2 separate regions of the Homo sapiens genome follow, and region 1 is linked to region 2. The links are chromatin loops, found by intact Hi-C in ENCODE. Cell type or tissue: heart right ventricle. All regions are shown on one strand. Each heading gives the region's core, and the rest is flanking DNA. Links, peaks and the distances in the headings are about the cores only.

Region 1 (2,921 bases), core at 202-2,701, 60 kb after region 2:
GATGTCCTATAGCATTACTACTGCCTCCATCTCTTGTGTTTCTACAGCATGAAAGTTGTTCTTTTCCTTTTCAAGAGCCTGCAGGAATTTCTATGAGGAGTGTGTGTAAATGGATGGTATTTAGGTAACCACACTTCTGCTTGTAAGCTATTGGTAAGATTTCATAATTTTATGCCCCTTTGCTTACTTTAAAACTCCTTATTGGGCTTTGTTACCATCAGTGAATTCTCACATTTTTGGGAGTTTTTGAGTCGAAGGGTGTTACTTTGGACATGTTCACAGGCCATTTTACACATTTGAAAGTTGTTCACAGATAAAACATATGAAAACTTGAAACCTTTCTCTTGTGAATAAACAAAATGGTTCAAATAAATCTTTGGTCTACCTGAGGCAGTCCACTTACCCATGTAGAAACTTTCAATAATAATTGGTATGGTCAAGAATTCCTTCAAAGTATTGCCATGGTATATACAAACACAGACTTGAAAACTCTACATGGTTTGAAATGTGATTAACTCCAAAAATACCTCTGTTTATGCTTAGTCTTAACAATAAAAAGATGCTGAAGTTACACTTGACATTTTGGCAACCAAGGACTAATACTACTCTTTAAGGCTCTTCACCCCAAATCAAAGTCAGTCAGAACTCTGTTAATTAAATTATGGAATCCTGACAAGATCTGGATTTTTGCAGTCTAGAAGACCACTCATAGAAGGTAGTCCTTTGACTATTTTTTTTTTCCTCAGGAAAAAATTCGGTCAGATGAGTAACTATAAGTGTATCTACAACATATTTGTGAATCTCAGAGTCCATTGGTGTAATTTAATTTAATAAATATTTCACGCAAAATCCAAGTAGCTAAAAAACTGACTAACTGAGGCAATGTGATTGATGGAAAACTAGAGGGTAATTTTCAAGGTGATTGAACTTACAGAGTAGATCAACTTCAAGGTAGTATGGAAACCATGCCTAGAAGAGCAACACCTGGGTCTGCTTCTATCCAATCTGACCAAGGCAATCAAGTCAGAGCTTTACCAGATGCCTGCAGAATCTGAATGAATTGGCAGATACCCAATGCTTCAGAGAAAGAGAAGGAAAATAGGTCATTTTCTGAGAAAAACCCAACAGAGAATTCTATCCTAGCTACATTACATTTCATGCAAGGGAGACATCTTGTGCTCCATTAAGCCTAGAGTTTTATTTTTAGTAAGGATGAATGGCAGCTTTTCTCTGCTATCTTAGGTGACCTTTTATAAGGTAAATTTATCTGAAAGAGCCAAACATAAAATCTACACTCAGGCTACAGATGAAGCAATGTACATTTTTACCTTGAAATTAAAACACAGCAATCACTTTGGCTAACAATAGAATTCTTCAGCCTCCTATTTTTAAAGCTTTCAGGCTTGAAAAAATACAAATTCTCTAAAATAGAAACTTTAAAGAGAAAGCCATCAATGAACCAGGTTATGTTAAAAACTCAAATTAGAGCTAATGAGTTTATGATGCTGATTTTTAAATTCAATTTAATAAATAACTTGTTGAGTCTATTGTATGCATGAAGCACAGTACTGAGTAAAAATTATAGGCACTACTTCTTTAAGAGAGTTTTTGTCTAGGAGAAAACAAAGATGTATTAAAGGGCCATTTAGCATGATAGAAACTAGAGAGAACACAACACATAACTGTAGGAATATTTCATGGCGCAAATTTCTGGATTTCCCATGCTTGGTCAATCAACTTCAGAAGAATGTGGGAAAGCCAGTGACTTCTCCTCTGAGGGCAGTCCAATGCAAGGGTAAGGAGGGGATTCTGGAACTATAGAAGTGACTAATACCATGAAATGAAAGTGAAAAAGTTACTTGGATCTCTATTTACAAGTTTATTCAAAATTGCCCTGGAAGGGAAAGCCAGCATGTGGATCAAAATAACGCACTTAGGGCTGAAGAGTGAAAAGGTCAGAAACACGACTGGGGAGTGATAGGTCCAAGGCTCAAGAAAGGGACCCTGGGGGACAGTCCAATCCGAAATGGCAAGGGAAAATAAATGGCAATGGAATTTGACCCAAAGCTTTTGGAGCCTTAAGTTTTAAATAAAACGTAAACCTTGAGGGCAAAGTCCTGCTTGCAGAAATCTTATCTCATGGAGAAGAACTATGCTGGGCCCAGAACGCTCTAACCAGTCACTGATACACTAGGGAGACTATCTGGCAGGGTGTGACAGTTCAGAGTGGCACTGTATGCCCTTCTGGATTTGTATAGTCATGTCCAGTTTACCTGTGTCAGACAAGACTTTGACAGGCCTAACAGAAGGAATTATGCAGGGTTGCCAGTTATCCGAGCTGCTGGAAACACCACTAGGCTAGCCAGCCAAAGAAAAATACATGCGCCTGCCAGAAGTAACAAAGTAATGGACTTTCCATGAGCAGCTATCAGTTCTGGATGATTTGTTATTTTTAGAGAAAAGACTTATGTATAGTAGGTACTGCGGTCATTAAGACCTGAACTGATGTGGTTCTTGGATTCAGGATAAGGGTGTGGAGGTGCTAGTGAAGAAATGAAGCATCAAGGCAGAGAATTTGTGTTTCAAAAAAAACAGTAAGATATAAATATTAGGGAAATATACAATAGCTCACACTTTAAAGTATGGAATGTCAAAGTCTAAGCATTCTGTATGGCACTAACAACCTGGCATAAACACATAGTTTGTAATGAGAAGGAAACAAGGGTTTAGGAAATGCAAATATGCTTTACCTATAATTGACATCTATACTGTGTGCCTTAGAAATCGAAAGACAAGATGTATAAAAATTTTTCACACATAATAATAATACTTGATGGTCCTTAACTAAACTGTCTTAAACTGGGATCTATGAGTTCACCTTGGCCCTGTAAGTTTCCAGAAATTTCCTGAGGGTCAATTTA
Region 2 (2,921 bases), core at 125-2,624:
TTGGGCACTATGGCAATAACAGAAGCTTATTTGTAAATGAAAATGTAAAAGAAAATTCCAGATTAAAGAAGAGAGAATTCGAATCAATATGGTGTGCACAATGCTCAGTGTTTTTATGCAGGTTCTTTCTATCCTTGCTTAACATTTTGATGTTTATTGGTTCCCACATATTAAGTTCCCATTAGGTTAAGTGAATCCTGCAGGAGCTGTATTGGTTCTGAACTCCGGGCTTCACTTTTGCCTTGACCATAATTGAGGTTTTTGTCATTCTCTAGGCTGAGTGGTTAGTGGTTAGTAGTCAGTGCAGTCTCTAGCCAGGCCTATTATATTTCCTTTTTCTAAAGAAACGTTTTCCCCGCACCATACCAACATAAAAGGCCTCCCAACAATCCAGACCAACCTTTGTCTTAATGGAGTCTGAAGTTCACTCCCCTGTTTATGATGTGTAACAACTGAAGTGGGAGATATAAAGTTTGCAGCTATTATGTAATCAAAAACATTTGTGTTTTCCCAAAAAGGAAGGAGGAGGCAAGAAGGGGATGGGGAGATGGGGAGGGGCGGGGGATAGGAAAAGGAAAACCCCCAGATTTAGAAGCTCAGAGCCTGTGCTGTGAGCAGGAAGTTGAAACTCATCCAGCTGTCACATAAAAACAAAAGAAAAATACTTTATGTATTCAATCATTATTAAGGCTCTGCATGTCTATTTCCCATGTTATTTGCCAGCAAGTATATATTGGTTTTCAAATGCTAGCATTTTAAGAGCAGTAAAAATATTTGCTTTTAAGTTAAAAATTGCTTCATTTCTGAAGGCCATAAAAACAAAAATTCATGTGGTAAAAGAGAAAAAAAAATATGTTACTCTCACCCTCAGCTTCAAGCATTCTTTACTGAAACCAAAGAGCCCTCTATTGCTAACTTGGAAGGGCACTTTCTAGATGGAGAGTTGCTGTAGGCTGAGCCAGCAGTGCACCAGTCCCAAAAATGTTTTTTAGGAATAAAGTACCCAGTTTCCAGTGATGTTGTAGAGGTGGACAGGACTTAAAGGCTAGCAGATGATCGCCCTTTGGGCTGCCAGCACATGCTTCTTCTATAGAGAGGAGGTCTCTTTAAGCCAAACTGAAAGACGGGAAATTTGGGGAAGTAAAAGTTTTTTTGGGCATCTTTCTCTTTTAGCTTCTCTGTATGAATAGGGAAACCACAATTGGAATTGAATTATTAAATTTATGAATCTTAGCATTGTGAAGTGTTAGAACTAGAAAATACTGAAGAAAGCAAAGGCCTAACTCTGTATTTTGCAGTTGAGAAAATTGGAGCACAGAGAAATGCTGTGACTTTGCCAAGGTCATGAGTCTATTCAGCATCTGGGCCAAGCTTCAAACTCACTCACATAGTTGTCTGAAAATAAACATTGAATGAAAGTATTCTGATTGTGATTTACTCATTTTCCCTCTTTGGTCGTCTAATAAGTGTTTTTGTGCTGTCCTCTAAAACCTTATAGAAAGATTATTTTACTACTTCTGGAGGAGAAAACTCACATATCACTATTTAGTCTATTTACTTCATTTCTATAAAAGACCATCTTGAGAATGTGTTTTATACACTCCAGGTCCACATAAACATAAAATTTGATCCCTTATGAATAGAAATGTTTGTAGTGGATTCTTAAAAGGCAACAGTGTTCTGATGCAGCTTTCCCACAGGAAAGAGTTCCCGAATTCCCAAATTCCTGTTGATGATGCCAATTTCTCTTGAAATTAAGACTTTGTTTATTTCACCCTCACTGTCATTCTTGCCCATTCACCATACCTCCAGTTTAAGTTCAGCCTCTTTTTTTTTTTTTTTGAGATGGAGTCTCGCTCTGTCGCCCACGCTGGAGTGCAGTGGCACAATCTCGGCTCACTGCAACTTCCGCCTCCCGGGTTCAAGCGATTCTCCTGCCTCAGCCTCCTGAGTAGCTAGGATTACAAGCGCACACCACTATGCCCAGCTAATTTTTTAATTTTTATTTTTATTAGAGATGGGGTTTCACCATGTTGGCCAGGCTGGTCTCAAACTCCTGACCTTGTGATCTGCCCACCTTGGCCTCCCAAAGTGCTGGGATTACAGGCGTGAGTGAGCCACTGCACCCGGCCAAATTCAGCCTCTCTTTAGATACTTCTGTCTTAGCTCCTTACTCAACACCTTTTTGGCTTCAGTTCAAAATTGCTCTCCGAGAGGACTAAATAACCTTGATGCTCATTGTCACCTCTTTACTGCCCTTAGTCATTGATTGGCATGTTTTTGTCTATCCAGGTCCTGGTGCAAAGTGCCCTGCTAAGTTCTCCTGAGCTTAACATCTTCTTTCTATTAATACATCCTAAATTCTTGACACTTTTATCTTCTCTCTTACTTTCTATATTTATTACGTTTGAAATAAATACACACAAAATAATACATCAATCAACTTCATCCCTGTAACTCTTGCATATATGCATGTGTGTAGTTTTAACAAATGATAATACAAACACTTGTGTGTACACCATCAAGTTTAAGAAATAGAATACTGTTGATGTTGTTGAAGCCATTATAGGCTCCTCCTGATTGCACCTGCCTCCCTTCCAAATATTTATTATTCCATTGCTTTTCTTTATAATTTTACTATTTATGCATATGCCCCTAAGAGATGTTTAGTTTTGCTTTTGTTGAGGTTTAAAAACATGGCACCATATATATATATATATAGCTTTTTGTGACTTGCTTTTCCTGCTTACTATTTTGTTAAATTATTGCTTATCAATACATGTTACTTAATTAGTTTTCATTGCAGTAAGGAATTCCATTATATGACTATTTCACAACTTATTCATACTTTCTACTTTTGACTGATAGATATTTGGGTATTCTCAGTTATTTGTTTTTACAGAAATTGCTGTTATGAACAT

What was found. A loop is a pair of places that touch in the nucleus more often than their neighbours do. Peaks named below come from ENCODE experiments on the same cell type or tissue, not always from the same donor. Only the 100,000 strongest peaks of a DNase experiment are listed, where the experiment ranks them.
Region 1: it touches region 2 in a loop (5-fold over the local background); 3 of 110 quality-filtered maps call a loop at or near these places.

Annotation. Positions count from the first base shown.
Region 1 is chr1:170,353,748-170,356,668 of GRCh38, reverse strand. No RefSeq gene overlaps it. Among named protein-coding and RNA genes, the nearest start is that of LINC01142, 71 kb to the right of the region's middle. In heart right ventricle, for the core only: no CTCF peak of the experiment used is centred there; no DNase peak of the experiment used is centred there; H3K27ac peaks cover 1,872 bases.
Region 2 is chr1:170,413,616-170,416,536 of GRCh38, reverse strand. No RefSeq gene overlaps it. Among named protein-coding and RNA genes, the nearest start is that of GORAB, 120 kb to the left of the region's middle. In heart right ventricle, for the core only: no CTCF peak of the experiment used is centred there; no DNase peak of the experiment used is centred there; H3K27ac peaks cover 2,500 bases.